2 separate regions of the Homo sapiens genome follow, and region 2 is linked to region 1. A link is an interaction called in ENCODE POLR2A ChIA-PET data of the cell type or tissue named here. Cell type or tissue: GM12878. All regions are shown on one strand. Each heading gives the region's core, and the rest is flanking DNA. Links, peaks and the distances in the headings are about the cores only.

Region 1 (8,902 bases), core at 3,444-5,943:
AGACAGAGGTCAAGGCTGCAGCGAACTGTGATCACACCACTGCACTCTAGCCTGGGCGACGGAGCAAGACAGTCTTAAAAAAAAAAAAAAAAAGTGGGGGTAGGGGCAGGCAAAAGACATTTCACCAAAGATATACAGATGGTAAATAAACGTATGAGAAGATGTTCAAGATAATTACAGTATTAGGGAAATGCAAATTAAAACAATAATAAAATACTATATATCTATTGGAATGGCCAAAATCCAAAACAATGATAACACCAAATGCTGGCAAAGATGTATAATGATACGAACTCTCATCTATTGCTGGTGGGAATGGAAAATGATTCAGCTTTTTGAAAGACAGCTTGGCAGTTTCTTACAAAACTAAATATACTCTTACCACATGATCCAGCAATTGTACTCCTTGATTACCCAAAGGAGTTGAAAACTTATGTCCCCATAAAAACCTGCACATGGTGGGTGTTTCTAGCAGCTTTGTTCATAATCACCAAAACTTGGAAGCAATCAAGATGTCCTTCAGCAGGTCAATGAATAAACAAACTGTGGTAATCCAGACAATGGAATATTATTCAGTAATAAAAAGAAATGAGCTATCAATACGACAAGACATGGAGGAATCTTTTTTTTTTTTTTTTTTTGAGATGGAGTTTCGCTCTGTTGCCAGGCTGGAGTGCAGTGGCATGATCTCGGCTCACTGCAACCTCCGCCTCCCAGTACAACCAATTCTCCTGTCTCGGCCTCCCGAGTAGCTGGGACTACAGGTGCACACCACCACACCGGCTAATTTTTGTATTTTTAATAGAGACAGGGTTTCACCATATTGGCCAGGCTGGTCTCGAACTCCTGACCTCGTAATCTGCTGGGCTCGGCCTCCCAAAGTGCTGGGATTACAGATGTGAGCCACCGTGCCCGGCTCGACATGGAGGAATCTTAAGAGCACATTGCTAGTGAGAGAAGCCAATCTGAAAAGGCTACCTTCTGTATGATTCCAACTATATTATATTCTGGAAAAGGAAAAACTATGGAGAAAGCAAAAAGATCAGTGGTTACTGGAGGTTAGAGGGGAGGGAGGAATGACTAGGCAAAGCACAGAGATTTCCCAGGCAGTGAAAGGACTCTGGAGGCTACCATAAAGGTACATGCATGTCAATGTATGTTTGTTAAAACTGACAGAATGTACAATGCAAAGAGTGAGCCCTCATGTAAACTACAGACCTCGAGGGATAACGATGTGTCAATGTGGCTCATCAGTTATAACCATGGACCACTCCGATAACGATGTGTCAATGTAGCTCATCAGCTATAACCATGGACCACTCTGGTGGCGATGTTGATTGTGGACAAAAGTCTGTGTATGTGTGGGGTGGGTAGGGCTAGCGGGTATATGGAAACTCTGTACTTTACTCAATTTTGCTGTGAACCTAAAACTGCTATAAGAAAAAAAGTCTACATACAGAAGAATGTCATGAACCTGGGAGGCGGAGCTTACGGTGAGCCGAGATCACACCACTGCACCCCAGCTTGGGTGACAGAGCGAGAATCCGTCTCCAACAACAACGAAAAAAGTTTACATATAAAAAAAGGTTAAACAGACAATGGAACAGAAATTTTTAAAAGGACCCCAAAATACAGAGATTTTGTGCATGATACAAGACACCTCTCAATGGGGGAGATGAATAAGCCAATAAACAAAGTACAAAAAATTAGCTGGGCATGGTGGCAGGCACCACGCTACTCGGGAGGCTGAGGCAGGAGAATCGCCTGAACCCGGGAGGCGGAGGTGGCAGTGAGCCAAGACCATGCCACAGCACTCCAGCCTGGGCAACAGAGTGAGACTCCATCTCGAAAACAAAACAAAAACAAAAACAACAACAAAAAAACAAAGTAGGGAAACTAGATCATCATCTGGAAAAAAATAAAACTGGAGTCACGCCTCACACCACACATCAGCACACACCGGGATAACTCTCAAATAGAGTAAACATTTAGATGTTAAAAGAAATAAGGAACCATAAAATTACACGTACTGGATGTAGTTCATCTGTATCCCCAGGGTGGGCTACCTGACAGTGGCTGCTGGTGCCACAGCCTTGTTCCCTAGCACTGTCACTGCCTCAGGGTAAGGGCCACACCCTGGCATACCCACCCTGTAGTGACCACCACAGTAACAAACACAGCACTGTCACCAACAGGCCAACTCTTTCAAAACCAGGGACTGAGAGTCCTCCCGCCACTTCCAGATCTAGAGGCAGCTCTGGCTGCAGGGCGTGACTGTGCAGAGGCCAGGAACACAGTCTGGAAGTGCAGAGAACCACAGCACCTCCAGCGAGCTAAAACCAATGAGAAACAAGAGGCAGAAAGAACCAATGGATAATGCTGCTCCCTTCCTCCTGCTCCGAGGGGCTTTTCTGAAGCTTAGTGGCAAAGGACTTGCGTGAGGGCATCCTGCATGACCAAGCCATTGGCTGTTTCTCATGAAGCCATGGCCAGCTTGACAGCGTATGGCACTGTGCTTGCCCTCCTGCCTCCCCTTCCTCCCTCTCTCTTGCTGCCCTAGGATTACCTCTCCTAATAAAGCTTTTAATAGCTTTGCTTTCTGCTCTGCTATGTCACCTGACGTGACCTGTACTAAGACATGGGAGAAGACATAAAAGGAGAAAACTGTGGAGACAGTAAAAAGAGCAGTGGTTGTCAGGAATTAGGAGGGATAAACAGGGGATTTTTAGAGCAGTGAAACTGATGCAGGGCAGGCCAGCCCTAAATTGGGGATTGGCCTGGGCGGGTCCTTGGCTTCGCTCTGGAAAGCATTTAAGAGCGAGCTCGTGGTAGAAGAAAGCAGCTTTATTGAGGCAGCAGTGTTATGGCTCTGTGACTGCTCCTGCAGAGCAGGGCTACCCCACAGGCACTGTGCTGAGAGCAGCAGCTCAAAGGCAGTTCTGAAGTCATATTTACACCCACTTTTAATTATATGCAAATTAAGGGGCAGACTATGCAGACATGTTAAGAAACGGGGTGGTAACTTTTAGGTCATCAGATTGTTGTCACAGAAAGGGGTGGTAACTTCCGGGTATTGCCATGGCAATGGTAAACTGATATGGCACACTGGTGGGTGTTTTATGGAAAGCTGCTTCGTCCCTGTCCCTGCTTTAGTTAGTCCTCGGTTTGGTTTGGTGTCTGAGCCCCACCTCCTACCTCATTCCCCTCTCAGAGATGAGCTATTCTTCCTTAATCTTAAGGGGGCTGCAGAAGGGTGCAGGTCTGAAACTACTCTGTATGATACTATAATGGCAGATGCATGTCATCATACATTTGTCCAAACCCATAGAATGTAGAGCATCAGGAGTTTCTGGACTCTGGGCAATAATGATGTGTCAGTGTAGGTTCCTCAATTATAACAAATGTACTACTCTGGTGGGAGGTGTTGACAAGGAAGAGCCTGTGTGGTGGGAGGGGGAGGGGGTACTGGAAACTCTTTGTTCTTTGCTTACTTTTGCCATGAACAAAAATAAAGTATATTAAAAACAAAACAACTTTAAAGGCTACATTCCAAGCACCTGGAAAAACAAAATACCAAATATCATGCAACAGATGATGCTGAGTCCAGGAGGTGTTGCTGAAATAACATGGGCACCATACGCTTGATCTGCACATGTGGGAGAGGGCAAGCTGGGGGAGGTTTGCTTTGCTCTCTGAGACGAGGCCCTCCTGGGAGCTTCAGGGTGGGGGCTGAATGCCCATGCTGCCCCAGTATGTACACACCTGTCACTCCTCCAGCTTCCGCTGTCTTCTTGACTTTCTGCTGGTCATCCCACCGAAGCTCAGAGAACCCATCCACCTCAACGTCAGGGTGCCGGATGGAGTGGCCCACCTTCCAGAAGCAGGAGAAGTGGTACCAGTGTGGGACTTTTCCATCAAACATGGGCGACTAGAAGGAAGAGAAACAGAGGGAAGTAAGTAAGCAGTTAACTTTTGACTTAGACCCACTAGACCTTGACCTTGACCTCGACCCCAGTCCCAGCCCCAGCAGTGGGATAGCACATGAAACTTTTGTTCTCCTATCTGTGAAAGGAGGACAGCCTCCGCTCTCACATGAAGAGCTGCAGCATCCTTCTCACGATCTTCCCCAAGGGTCAGAAGACTGTAGCCCACTGTTCTTGAGCTCATTCTCTTAGGACACCAAACACAGCCACGAGAAAGGTGGCCTTTTACCACTGAGCTCTGCCCCACGTCCCTTTTGACCACACACTGCTACATTTAGTGGTGAGCTGCCTCATGGCCTAGTGAAATGCACAGAAGACACTTGTGCAGAGTCACAATCCTGCAGCATCTGCTGGGAATGGCCAGACAACTGCTCCAGGCTTGCCTGGACTCAAAGGGCCTGTGTGCCCCAGAAAAGGGCTCTTTAAGTGCCTCTGCAGTTAAGAATAACAAGGAACAAGTCCCAGATAATGAGCAAAGCAGAGAAAGTGTGTCAGAAAAAAGTGTCAAGCTTGCAGCAGCCACACAGATGGGAGTGGAATGAATGGAGGTCTTTGAGGCAACTGTGACAGCGGATGGTTCGGGGCAGCATGCCTAGAGCTGGAGTCAGCTGCTCACTGGCCTTCTGGGGCGCAGTTTCCCAGGCGTAGGACCTGAGAAGTCTGGCCACAGGGAACACAGTTCCCCTCTCCAGGTGGTTTGCTTCCCACTAGGCCTTTCATTGTGACAGGGTCAGGTTCTGCTCCCAGGCCTCGAGCACTGTCTGGCTTTGTTTTTGAGACCGAGTCTTGCACTGAGTGCAGTGGTGCGATCTCAGCTCACTGCAACCTCTGTCTCCTGGGTTCAAGCGATTCTCCTGCCTCGGCCTCCTGAGTAGCTGGGACTACAGGCACGTGCCACCCATGCCTGGCTAATTTTTGTATTGTTAGTAGCAATGGGGCTTCACCATGTTGGCCAGGCTGGTCTCGAACTTCTGACCTCGTGACCCGCCCGCCTCGGCTTCCCGAAGTGCTGGGATTACAGGCATGAACCACTGCACCCAGTCCTGGCTTTACAGAGTGGACGGTGACAGCGATTGGGAAGAAGGGGAAGACACAGTATGTAGTGTGTGTCCCTGCTCCTTTCATAAGCCATCCTGTGTAATCCCACAATCTGCCTCTGGGTGGGAACCAGCCCTTTCATTCACAGATGGAGACAGTGGGGCTGGAAATCCTTGCCTGGGGGGTTGGGAGTCACAGAGGCAGCAAATGAATGATTTGACACTATGATTCCTCCCACCACACTCCACTGCCCGGCAGGAAGAGCTACTTAAAAATACACCAACTGTGATCTGACTAAAGTAAGGGAAGTCCCAAACATCTGCTTTTATAGAACATAAAGCTAAATGTCACACAGATGCAATAAGACTATTAAAACAGCATTAAAAGTAAATGTGCTGAATTTTTAGGATGGAGTTGCGGGGACAGGGAAAATACTCTGGAAAAGCAATGATAAGGTACCCCACTATCTCTCTCCACTGTGAGTGGCCTCTTTCTGGATGTGATGTATTAAAATGCACAGCTAAGACTATGGCAGCACAAGGACTCCTCAACATCAGCTTTCCCCTGGGTCTGGAATGCTCTCCAGCCCTGTTCAGAGCACTCCCTCAGATCTCCCAATGCTCCTTCCACAGCTCCCCTCACTAAGAACTATGCATTTGGTGATTATTTCATAAGGGCCTATCTTGCTATTCTCTAGCAACATGTCACAGAGGGCACGCAGTGTTTGCTTAGGGCTCCAAGTCAGATGGAACAAAAAAGGAAGGATGGGGAAATTCCTGCTGTAGAAGAGACAACAAATGGCATTTCTGAGAGCATACTCATGTTCCAACTCTCAAACGTTCCACCAGATCTCAATTAGGCTGCTGATACAGATCCCTAAGCATCTGGCTATCATGGAATATTTGCAATGGCCTCGACCTGGCTCTGCCTGCTTGTCTACCCCTTGTCTACCCTTCCTGTGCAATGTTCCAGTTACCCTTGTATAAAGAGCACAGGTAATGGCTATGGCACTTCTTCCTGGCTCTGCCAGGGGCCCCAGACCTGCTGCCCTTTGGTCTGGGTGCTGTCTCCCCCAACCACCGGCACAGTGCTGGACACCCTGGAGGTGCTGCCCAATGGTGCAATCACAGCACAAGCTTAGAGGACAAGAGCCTCAGCAGAAGCACCCCTGACCAAAGCAATGCTTTGCCCTAAACTCAGGACTGAGAATGATGTGGCAGAAAGGCACCAAACCAAGGTCACAAGACTATCGACTCCATTTGTTAGCTGCACAGCTGAGGCAAGGCACAGAATCTTTGGCTGTGCACCCAAGCAAAAACTGAGCACCTAACATACCAGGGTCCTCACCCAACCAGCAGCTGGTGAACTGGGTTCCCTTCTGTGCAGAACAGGCCATGCTACCTGTCCACCTAGGCCACAGAGAGAATGAACTGACCTCACTGCATGCCTCCGGGTGCTCAAACCCTCCCAGGACAGAGCAACTCAAAGGTCTACCGCCATCCTCCTCCCACCAAAATGCTGGAGGGCCCAGCTCATCCCTCCCAAGATGCCCCAGGCATGAGGGCTAAAGTGTCAGGTATCAGATACTCAGAGAACAATACTCCCATGTAAATGTAAAAGAAGGTATTTAAATTCAAGCAAGTGAAAAGGCTTCTTTCTTTTTGGCCTTCACCAGCTCAGTCTACCAGACCAACTTTAAATTCTGAATTAAAACTCTGAATCCACCCTTAATCACCATTACATAAAAATCACAGTTACTTTTAATAATAAAGAGTTTCTTTCACTATCAAGTATACCAAAGGAAAGCCCAGAATGTTGTTATTACTATTTTTTTTTTCAGACAGGGTCTGGGTCTGGGTCTGGGTCTGTCGCCCAGGCTGGAGTGCAGTGGCACTATCTCAGCTCACTGCAACCTCCACCTCCCAGGCTCAAGCAATCTTCCAGCTTCAGCCTCCGGAGTAGCTGGGACTTAACAGGCACGCACCACCACGACCCGCTAATCATTGCATTTTTTTGTAGAGACAGGTTTCACCATGTTGGCCAGGCTGGTCTCAAACTGCTGAGCTTAAGTAATCTGCCCACCCCAGCCTCCCAAAGTGCTGAGATTACAAGCATGCGCCACCAAGCCCGGCCCCAGAATGCTAAACTTGATCAGGTTCAGTTTCCTCCATCCGGCCTCCCCCACAGCTAAGCCTCCTCTAACTTCCTCCACAGCGGTGTTGTTCTAGCCTCAACACAGTCTGGACTTGGGTTTTGTTTGTCTTTCCACCAGAACACGGTACTCTGCCCACCTGTTAAGGCGCCTGGATGTCCCTTTCTCAGAATAACATTTAAAAATGCGTAATAAAAAGGCTCGCAAATGGCCAGTCACGGTGGCTCATGCCTGTAACCCTAGCACTTTGTGGGGCCGAGGTGCATGGATCGCTTGAGCTCAGGAGTTTGAGACCAGCCTGGGCAACATAGTGAGACCCCATCTCAAAAAACAAAACAAACAAAAAGGCTCGAAAAGGAAACACTGAGATAATTATCAAAACATTTGAAAGGTAATTTGGGTACAGTAACCCGTGAGCTTTTAAGCATTAAATAACAAGATCTAGTACAGCCTCTAATAACTGTGATTTTTGTAGCAATGAGAGTAAATTATATTTTGAAAAACTTCCAACTGTAAAGTGATATGAAAATATCTGTAATTATCACTGGTGAAAAAAAAATAGGGACTGCTAATATGCCTTTGCTTTGCTGCTTACATTTATGATTAGAGGAAATAATTTTATCTAGAGGTTAGTGGAGATGGAGATATCAATTTTTTCTTATCTAAACTCATGGACCTCTTGCCTTCTACCTACCATCCCACAGACCCTGGGTTAAGAGCTCCTGCACCAGGAGTGAGAACTTCATAACAGGCTGCCTTGTATATTCAAAGTAAGTTCTAGGTTCCTTAGTGGGCAACAAGGCTCTTCAAATTGTAGGCCCTGTCTACTTCCCTATTCTCATCTTTCTGCTCCACTTCTGTGAATTAACGACTCCTAATCAAGCTTCCACCCTTAGCTGGGTCATCTCGGACTCCTAGGCACACAATGCCTAGAGCACAGCTCCATCAGGTGGCATCCATCCTCTCTTACGGTAACGTTTGTTTACCAGTCATTTCCCGTTTAACCAAACTGGAAATTCCCAAAGGTGGATTCTGTGTCCTTAAAACCTAACAGAGTGCTTAGAACTTAAAAAATGCCTACCAAATAAGCACTGTGTGCCACGTACTGACTTAGGTATGCCCCGAGGACACCAAGATGACAGGCATATTGTGAAATAAGATAACGGAAGTACACCTGGCACTTGGGTATCCACTCGGTAAATGTCGCCCTCCCTTGTACTAAGTACTGAAAATCCACTGAGGGATATCTGGTCATTCCTAAAACACATTACAGCTCATGGAAGGGAGGAAAATCAAGCTACCTTGACCATGAGCACTAAGCTTGGGTAATATGTTGGAAGCGAGGAGGAACAGGGCAGATGAGAACCAGAATTATTAATACAAAGGTAGACATCGGCAAACTGGAAGCTGGAGGCAGGAGCCCCTGGGAAATGACAGGGGCCTTCAAGCCCACCACCTCACAGAAGGCTCAGGAAACCTCAGAAGGGGATTCAATCTATCAAAAAGCCCACATGAGAAACCCCCCTGGAGCCACTCTTACTCAAACCAGACAGCTGCAAATGCACCAAGAGAACGCGTCTGTGAATCTGGAAAATTTGGGGAAAATGTTACTTTAAAGCACAAATTAGGCTCAAAGTGAATGTACTGTACAGAAATGACACCTTTCTGCATAGTTCTGCCTAATTAAAATAAAAAATGAGAGTGAGCGTTTAAATGACGTGTTGAAATG
Region 2 (8,902 bases), core at 3,816-6,315, 420 kb after region 1:
AGGTAACCTTCACCTTTATAATGATCGAAGGAATCTTCCCAGCCAATGAGGCTGCATTCTGACATGCCACAGAGATTAAAATACTGTCCCTAACACATTGTCAGAAAGTGTCTGCCAACACATGAGAATTGCTTGAGCCTAGGAGGAGGAGGTTGCAGTGAGCTCAGATTGCACCACTGCACTCCAGCCTGGGTGACAGAGCAAAACTCTGTCTCAAAAAAAAAAAAAAAAAAAATCTGCCAATATCTGCCAACAGGGTCAGCAAAACCCAAGAAAGCCTTCAAGACCCCTGCACTGCAGGACAGACACACCCATCCTGCCACTGCCTTGATGGCGGTGACTGCTCCAACACTGCTTACAGATTCAGACAAATCCGAGAGACAGCTGTCCCTGATATGTTCAAGACTCTGCCAGCTCAACAGGCTGTGGGAAAACCAAAGAAATAATGTATGTGAAAGCACCTGAAATCAACATGAGAATTTATTATTAATATTGCCTCATTTCTTTCCAAAAAGGATGTGGGGGTGGCATACACAGTAGATATTAGTAATAAAATTTAAAAATAGTTTTAAAAATATGTCTCAAGATCTGTATTTTATAGTTATCATTAAGAATATCAATATCATTTATCAGCCTACAAAAGCACTACAAGTAGGGATTTCTTTGTAACTGCCCTGACCCTGGATTATGCCCTACTCCTTATTTTGTCTAAAACATTAGCTGGGCATGGTGGCATGGGCCTATAGTCCCAGCTACGCAGGAGGCTGAGTCAGGAGAGTCACTTGAGTCCAGGAGCTTAAGGCTACAGTGAGCTATGATCCAGCCACTACACCCCAGCCTGGGCGACAGATCCTGTCTCTATAAAAGAAAAAAAAAATCCTTGAGAGTAGCTTGGCTTTGCAGAATGCAGCTGTTTCTTGCTTTTGAGGGTGTTTGTTTGCCATTTGACCCTCTTTTTTTAAACCTTATGTTTATAAGGGAAAGCCTCTTACAGTAAGTGTGTTTAGGGTTCTAGTTACAATTAATCTGTGGTCCTAGAGAAGGCAAGAGGGCCGAGGGAAGGGAGAAGAAGGGCTGGCAAGACAGTGAGAGCAGAGAGCTTGTGACTTCACTCCCCCAGGCAGAGGGAAGAGTGACTAAGCCGGACGCTCCATCCAGGCAGGAAAACCGTCCAAGCTTGCTCATTTCCCATCAGCCTCGCACCTGCTGGGATCTCCTGGCTGGCATGGACTCTGTACAGTCACCTGGTGTCCCCAGCACAGGACACCCTGGGGCCTTTTTCCTACTCAGTCAGATGCCAGAGGGTGTGGCCGTCATCCAGTTACAGACGGAGCTAATAACAAAGTCACTCTGCCTTTCATGTGTGCAGCACTTCAAGCATTTCTAAATGCTTGCACGCCACTAAGAGATCTTGCATAAGCACAGGGTCAAGTCCTTTTGATTTATTCAATAAGACACAAACCAACTTAGAAAGTGAAAACTCTGACTTTTTGGCATGCACTTGGTGCTGCTCCACATTTACTGCTGGCCTGTCCCTGTCCCTCCTTGTCTTTGTCACTTAGCTGTGGCCCTTCTTGCAGGAAGACTTCTGGAATTGTCATATTCCCACCTCTTTCTCCTTCCTCTGCTTTCTGCAGGTGACACTAAGGAAACTCATCTCAATGCATGCACAGGGAACAATGAAGATGTAGAGGATGTGCTATGACCATTGCAAACATAGAAAAATTAAGCTGGGGGCGGGGCACAGTGGCTCACGCCTGTAATCCCAGCACTTTGGGAGGACAAGGCGAGCAGATCACTTGAAGTCAGGAGTTCAAGACCAGCCTGGCCAACATGGTGAAACCCTGTCTCTACTAAAAATACAAAAATTAGCCAGGCATGGTGGCACACACCTGTAGTCCCAGCTACTCAGTAATCTGACTCTGGAGAATCACCTGAACCCGGGAGACAGGGGTTGCAATGAGCCAAGATTGCGCCACTGCACTCCAGCCTGGGAGACAGAGTGAGACCCTGTCTTAAAAAAAAAAAAAAATAAGCTGGGGGTGCAGAAGCATCCTTCGGGCCCAGATCCAGAAAAGTTCCCCTGCCCCATCTTCCTTCCTCTGAGGAGCTCACCAACTACTGGATAATTCAGGTGAGACAGAGGTGAAGTGGTGTTGCTCTTGTTACCATATCCAATTCAAAACAGCCTCAGCTAGCAGCAGACTGCTTGTATTTATCAGGAAATGCTGGTCCCCTTGCTTTACCACCTGGTTATTCAAACATCTAGAGCAACAATTTCCATACACTCCATTAGGAATCCTCCTCAATTCAAATAAGCTGCTGCTAGAGATCCTTTTTCCGTGAGCTGGAGGTTTGGTTGAAGATTATCAAGTCTTCCAGGAAAGAAAGGGCAAGTGATGATGGGTTCATACGAATGTCCCAAACTTGCTCCCATTCTATAGTTAAATGCTAGGTGAAGGCTAAGTCTACAACAGGCTAAATAATTAATCTTCAAATTAAGGTTTCTATGGCTCTCTTTGGTCTGCAGAGTGCATGATGATCTAGGAACTGTCAAAGTGAATTGTTCATGCCTGGTGGACACCTCAGCACCAGTCTTGGATTCCCTAAATCTAATTAGCCTGTGGAATATCCAAATAACTCAAGCAGAAATTTATTGACTTAACAAACACTTTTGTGAGTAGCTTTTGCAGGCCACAGATTGTGCTAGCCTTTGATCATGGGAATTCCTGAATCATTTCTCATCTGGGTCTTCCTAAGAAGACGTGGCTCTAAGAAGCTCTTAACCTCTTAAATCATCCTAGGTCTCCCTAGAAACTCAAATTCTTCAGCTACGACTCCCCCCACCTGGGTAAGACTCTCCCTCGGAAAGCCACAAAGAGAAGGAGGAGGACCTGGAATCCCTTTTTCCCTTGAGCCAACTCCCCACACTGAGCTCCTGAGAGCCCCTGAAGAAGCCTCTCTTGGCTGTGACTGCATCCTGGGTTCTGCTTCCTTTGGGAGGATCTGGTTTAATGACCTGCCTCTGGGACTTCACAAAGGGGCAGTCACTGCTTCACAGTATTATGGAGGCCGCATGTTCTTTCCCTCTGCTGATGTTGTTTCAGGTGTTTCTAGGAGGGCATTACCTTCATTCAACATTCCCGATGGCTTCAGTTATCCACTGCTGTATAACAAACTACCCCAAAACTCAGTGGCTTAAAACAAAGATTTATTATTTCTCACAATTCTGGGGGTTGGCTGGGCTCAGCTGAGCAGTTCTTCGGCTCTGTACTGAGTTGCTCAAGGTCACTTGTGTGGCTGCATTTAGTTGGGAGCTTTAGTTGGAATTTAGATGGAACACACAAGATGGCTTCACTTACATGTCTGGCACCTCAGCTGGGGTGGCTTGAGGAGCAGGGAGCTGGTTGAGCGCTCCCTCTCCACAGAGTCTCTCATCATTTAGCAGTCTGGCTTGAGCTTACTTACACGGTGGCTGAATCCCAATAGGCCAAATAGACATTCTCAAGCTTTGTAAAGCGGGAGCCTGGAACTGGCAGAGCATCACTTCTTTTTTTTTTTTTTTTTTTTTTGAGATAGGGTCTCACTCTGTCACCCAGGCTGGAGTTCAGTGGTGCAATCTTGGCTTACCGCAACCTCCACCTCTTGGGTTCCAGCGATTCTCCCACCTCAGCCTCCCGAGTAGCTGGGACTACAGGTGCAGGCCATGATGCCCCGCTAATATTTGTGTTTTGGGGATTTTTTGTTTTGTAGAGACAGGGTTTTGCCATGAACTCCCAGGTTCAAGTGATTCACCTGCCTCAGCCTCTCAAAGTGTTGGGATTACAGGCAAGAGCCACCACGTCCGGCCTTTTTTCTCATTCTTTCAGTCAAATCAAGTAACAAAATCACTTCTGGTTCAAAGAAAGGGGAGACAGACTCCACCTCTTGATGGGAGGAGTGGCATGAGGGAGGAATTGTTGGCGCCATCTTTGAAAACAATTTATTACACTAATGAGAGAAAAGAATTCAGCAAAGGATCAATGTTGTGTGGCTCAGATGACATACAATTGCTATGTTTTTAATGTTAACATTTTCTCATGTGGATCCTTGCAGGGTGTCAAGCAGAAGCAAGCAGAACTCCATTTTATTGGCTACAGTATATTCTCCTTAAAACTAAAGCCCATCAAAATGAAACAATAATGACAGAAAGCAGATCAGCAGTTGCCTGGAGCTGAGGGTGGAGAGGATGGTTGACAGCAAAGAGACATGAGAGAACTTTTTGGGATGACAGAAACATTCTATATCTTGAATATGATGGTGGTCACATAGGCATATACATTTGTCAAAACTCACTGTTCACTTAAAACAGTGCTCAATGTTCTCATTTATTTGTGGGATCTAAAAATCAAAACAATTGAATTCATGAGCATAGAGTAGAAGATGGTGACCAGAGGCTGGGAAGGGTGGTGGGGTGGCAAGGTGAGGAGAGGTAGGGATAATAAATGGGTACCAAAAAAAATAGAAAGAATGAATTAAGGCCGGGCACGGTGGCTCATGCCTGTAATCTCAGCACTTTGGGAGGCAGAGGCGGGCGAATCACCTGAGGTCGGGAGTTCAAGACCAGCCTGACCAACGTGGAGAAACCCCGTCTCTACTAAAAATACAAAATTAGCTGAGCATGGTGGTGCATGCCTGTCATCCCAGCTACTCAGGAGGCTGAGGCAGGAGAATCGCTTGAACCTGGGAAACGGAGGTTGCGGTGAGCCGAGATCACGCCATTGCCCTCCAGCCTGGGCAACAAGAGCGAAACTCCATCTCAAAAAAAAAAAAAAAAAAGAATGAATGAATGAATTAAAACCTAGTATCTGATAGCACAACAGGGAGACTACAGTTAATAATAATTTAATTGTACATTTCAAAAAATAACTAAAAGAATATAATTGGATTGTTTGTAACACAGAGGATAAATGCTTGAGGGGATGGATACCCGGTTTTCCATGGTTTAATTATTATGCATTGCATGCCAGTACCAAAATAGCTCATGTATCCCATAAATATATACACCTACTATGTACCCACAAAAATTTTTAAAAATAAAGTAAAAAATAAAACAGTGCTCTGAGCCTGACCCTACCAGTCCAATTTATTGTATGTAAATTCTACCTCAATGGAATTGTTTCAAAAAAAGTAAAACCTACCTAGTATGAATTTTCAGAAAGGCTAAAAATGTGAAGTGGAGTTAAATAAAGCTGGTGTTAGGGGTATACTATATTTACAAACAATAGCAAATTCCTTTGGGGAGGGAAAGGAAGCAAAAAGCCAAAGGGGATGTTTTGTTAGTACCAAAGCAGGATGCGAGTTAATGTGACCATGTCCCCCTGCTGCAATTGTACTTACAAAACGTTTGCTATCATTTTCAGAATGCTGAGTAGCTGATTTTTGGTATTCTTGGTATTTTATAGATTATTAAAGAGTGGCTACATCCTGCTTCCTTGGGTGCGGGAAGAGCTGGGGTCACCTCAAAGCAGACACAAACAAAAAATGTGGGGGTCACTTGTGTTAGATCATTTGGGATTAAACTAGAGCCAACATTGGAGAAAACTAATTGGTGACCTTTACAGATGTCTCCAGGGATTTCCTAGCTTCAGGAGTCAAGGTCCTGCAAAGCAGGTAATCCCAGTCAAGTATGTACATTATGTGCAAGATCCTGCAAAGCAGGTAATCCCAGTTAAGTATGTATGTTATGTGGGGTCTGAACAGTGTCAAGAAGTGTCAAGGGGCTGGGCGTGGTGGCTCACGCCTGTAATCCCAGCACTTTGGGAGGCCGAGGCAGGCGGATCACCGGAGGTCAGGAGTTTGAGACCAGCCTGACCAACATGGTGAAAACCCTGTCTGTACTAAAAATACAAAAATTAGCTGGGCGTGGTGGTGGGCGCCTGTAATCCCAGCTACTCAGAAGGCCAGGGCAGGAGAATCGCTTGAACCTGCCTCAGGTTTTAGGCGAGGTTTTAGTGAGCAGAGATTGCGCCATTATACTCCAGCCCGGGTGACAAGAGTGAAACTCCATCTCAAAAAAACAAACAAACAAAAAAGAAGTGTCAAGGGAGTGAGGTGCATAGAAGGGGGTGTGCAGGTCTATCTGTAAAGTGTATCCCATCTGGACTCATGGAGACCGTGCCAGGGATTACCGAGCTCTGAAATTCAGTTCTGGGGAAAGAAACTGTCTTGGGAAGGCAGGAGAGATAGTAATATTTAGGTTTTCTTGAGGAGTACAGAAGCTGTCCAATAATGCCCATGTTGGGAAAGCAATATACTTGCCCAAGAAATGAGAAGGGACAGGGATCTTCCCACGGGAGAGAAGAGTGGCTGTGGGGACAAGAGGGCATCACTCAGGGAGCCCGTGGTTGAGAAGGACAGCCCTTGGTCTCCTGTGTTCACTACATACACCAAGTTGTTGGACCCACATCAGCAATGAATTCAACTTATTGCAGCCATATCAGCAACGCACAATTAACACAGGTCACTGGTTTTGTATTACATTGTAATCTTAGTTTCCATCAGAATTCTACTTGAGCTCTCAATTGATAGAGTCATGCTCAGAGCAAACCCTCTGTAGAGCTACATTTTCCAGTGTAATAGATAAAACACACACACCATCAAGGAAGGAAGGACGGGTCCTCGCTATGACAGCTTTCCAGCTTTGCTCTGCTCGACAAAGGGCTCCCTGTGAATGGTCTGTTTCTCCCTAATGTAATTTCCTCATCAATGAATGTCCTTACCCCTCTCCCCCATAAAAACATAATTATGGACACACATTTCTTGGGAAATTGTTCTGCTGAAGGGATGTTGAAAACAATCCGATTGAATACTAACATATTGATTACCACTAGATTATAAATTATTGACAAGGTCTTAACTTTTCCCTTTCTAAAGACTTTTGGGTTAGGATATTTTAGCCTTAAGCCATTTCAGGCAATGGTAATCAGAAAACTCCTCCTCAACAATATCATGGAAGGAAAAGTCCTCACAGGATTAGCATTCTTCAAAGGAAGCTCTGTGTGAGACGAGGCAATCTTACTTGCCCCTTGTAAGATCCAAGAAAACTCATAAACAGCATCCCCCGGAGGGCGTGGGAGCACTTCAGAGGCATGGATTTGATTTTATAGTAGCTGCAACCCCTATGGCCTCCTGAACACATTCATCACCAATGTGTTTCTCCTTCTTTTATGCTTCTTAATTCTCAAAATCCTCAAAATAACATTCAATGTTCTGGTCAATGTTCTTGGTTCAGTGTCTCAAGAGCATCCTCAAAAGTAAAGGCCCAGGATAAAAATCTCATCTGCAGAGATTTTCACACGATACTTCTGGTTTCCAAAGTGCGTATGAACTGTGAAGTGACTCAGAAATACCAACGGCTAATCCTGATAGAGTCCAGAGGGAAAGGATGACTTCATCTGAAGCTGACCCAAGGAGGAAGGCACATCTGTCATCTCCTTGACAGTGTTCCAGGCTGAGCACGAGCTCCTGGAAGCGGCTGTGTGTCAAGGCTCTGCTCACATCTGGCTCCTCATCTGTGAGCCTTCTTGGCCCAGACTCAGGGGACAGGAAGGGAGGGGAGGGAGAGGAAAGCCAGGAGGACTTCAGGCACCTCTCCCCAAACTGAAATAGCAACTGGCTATCCCTGGGGGAAAGTGGCTCTGAGAGAGTGCTCCTAGCACCTCCCTCACCTGCATCTGAGGAAACTATGCCAGTCATCCCTCACCTCTCCTAGATGGGCCCTTCTGAAGCCCACCTGGAAACCCCATAGTCACTTATTCTCTGGACATGGTCCCCCTCCACGGCCACTCTAGGACTAAAGAGCACCAGCTGTTCTGTGGTTGCTGGGATGCTCTGCAGCTGTAATTACAAACTAATGTGCACTTTGGCTTCCATTTCCTGATCTTGCTGAATGATTCTGGCTGTCTGGAAAAGCAAAATGCTTCACCTTCCAGCACTAACACTGACAACCTTGCCATAAGGTATGTATCAGTCAGAGTTCTTAGTGGCAAATGAAAGAATCCACAGTACAAGATTAAGTAGCAAACAGATTCATAGAAGGATACTGTGTGGCTCACAGGATTTCCAGAAAGGCCAGCAAATCAGGCCTGAAGGCTCTACAGCCTGGAACAATACCCAGATCATCCTCCCACCACTGCTGAGTGCAGGTGCACACTTTAGATACTGAGATGGGACACCACAGCCAGGACCTCTGCCCCTGCTGCCCCTGAGATCTCAGTGACTGCTCCACAGAGCCCCTGGGAGAGGAATCCTCCAGGGGCCTTCTCACTAAGGTGCATATGATGGTGGGGAGGCCCAGGTCAAGTGTTTGTGTCCTAGCTGCAAGAGATACTGGGAAACGCAGCATGGCCTGGAAGTGCCTAAAAATAGGAAAGGAATTTATTCAAAAGATATTAAGCATACGCAAATATGACACATGCTTATTCTACATGGCTCCCTCATTTTAGTTACTGTGGCCAAAAAATAGGCATATATATATTATATATAATATACAATATAATAGGGATATATATATTTAATCTGCTACTTGTCTTTTAAAAAGGTGAGATGGTGCAGCTGGAGTGTACTGGCTTCCTACTGCTGATGTAACAACTTATCACAAACTCAGTAGCTTAAAACAGCACAAATTTATTCTCTTGTAGTTCTGGAGGTCAGAATTTTAAAATCAGTTTTGCTAGGCCAAATCCAAGGTGTGGGCAAGCTGGCATTCCTTCTGGAGGTTCTAGGAGAATGTTTCCTTGTCTTTTCATCTCCTTGGGGCCTTCTGCATTCCTTGGCTCCTGGCCCCTTCCTTGCATGGCCCCTCTTGTTTCAGTCATCACATCTCCTATTACTCTCTCAGATCCTCCTGCCTCCCTCTTAT

The links. Peaks named below come from ENCODE experiments on the same cell type or tissue, not always from the same donor. Only the 100,000 strongest peaks of a DNase experiment are listed, where the experiment ranks them.
Region 2: POLR2A ChIA-PET joins it to region 1 with 6 read pairs; 4 of 35 experiments call an interaction of 5 or more read pairs at or near these places.

The regions. Positions count from the first base shown.
Region 1 is chr1:226,398,452-226,407,353 of GRCh38, forward strand. PARP1 (poly(ADP-ribose) polymerase 1) reads right to left here. Exons shown (of 23, transcript NM_001618.4): 2 at 3,763-3,928. Among named protein-coding and RNA genes, the nearest start is that of PARP1, 5.2 kb to the right of the region's middle. RefSeq lists enhancers at 4,477-5,378, 5,019-5,163, 8,207-8,266 and a cis regulatory region at 5,091. In GM12878, for the core only: a CTCF peak has its summit at 5,145; no DNase peak of the experiment used is centred there; H3K4me3 peaks cover 1,406 bases; H3K27ac peaks cover 1,770 bases.
Region 2 is chr1:226,814,031-226,822,932 of GRCh38, forward strand. No RefSeq gene overlaps it. Among named protein-coding and RNA genes, the nearest start is that of PSEN2, 52 kb to the right of the region's middle. In GM12878, for the core only: no CTCF peak of the experiment used is centred there; no DNase peak of the experiment used is centred there.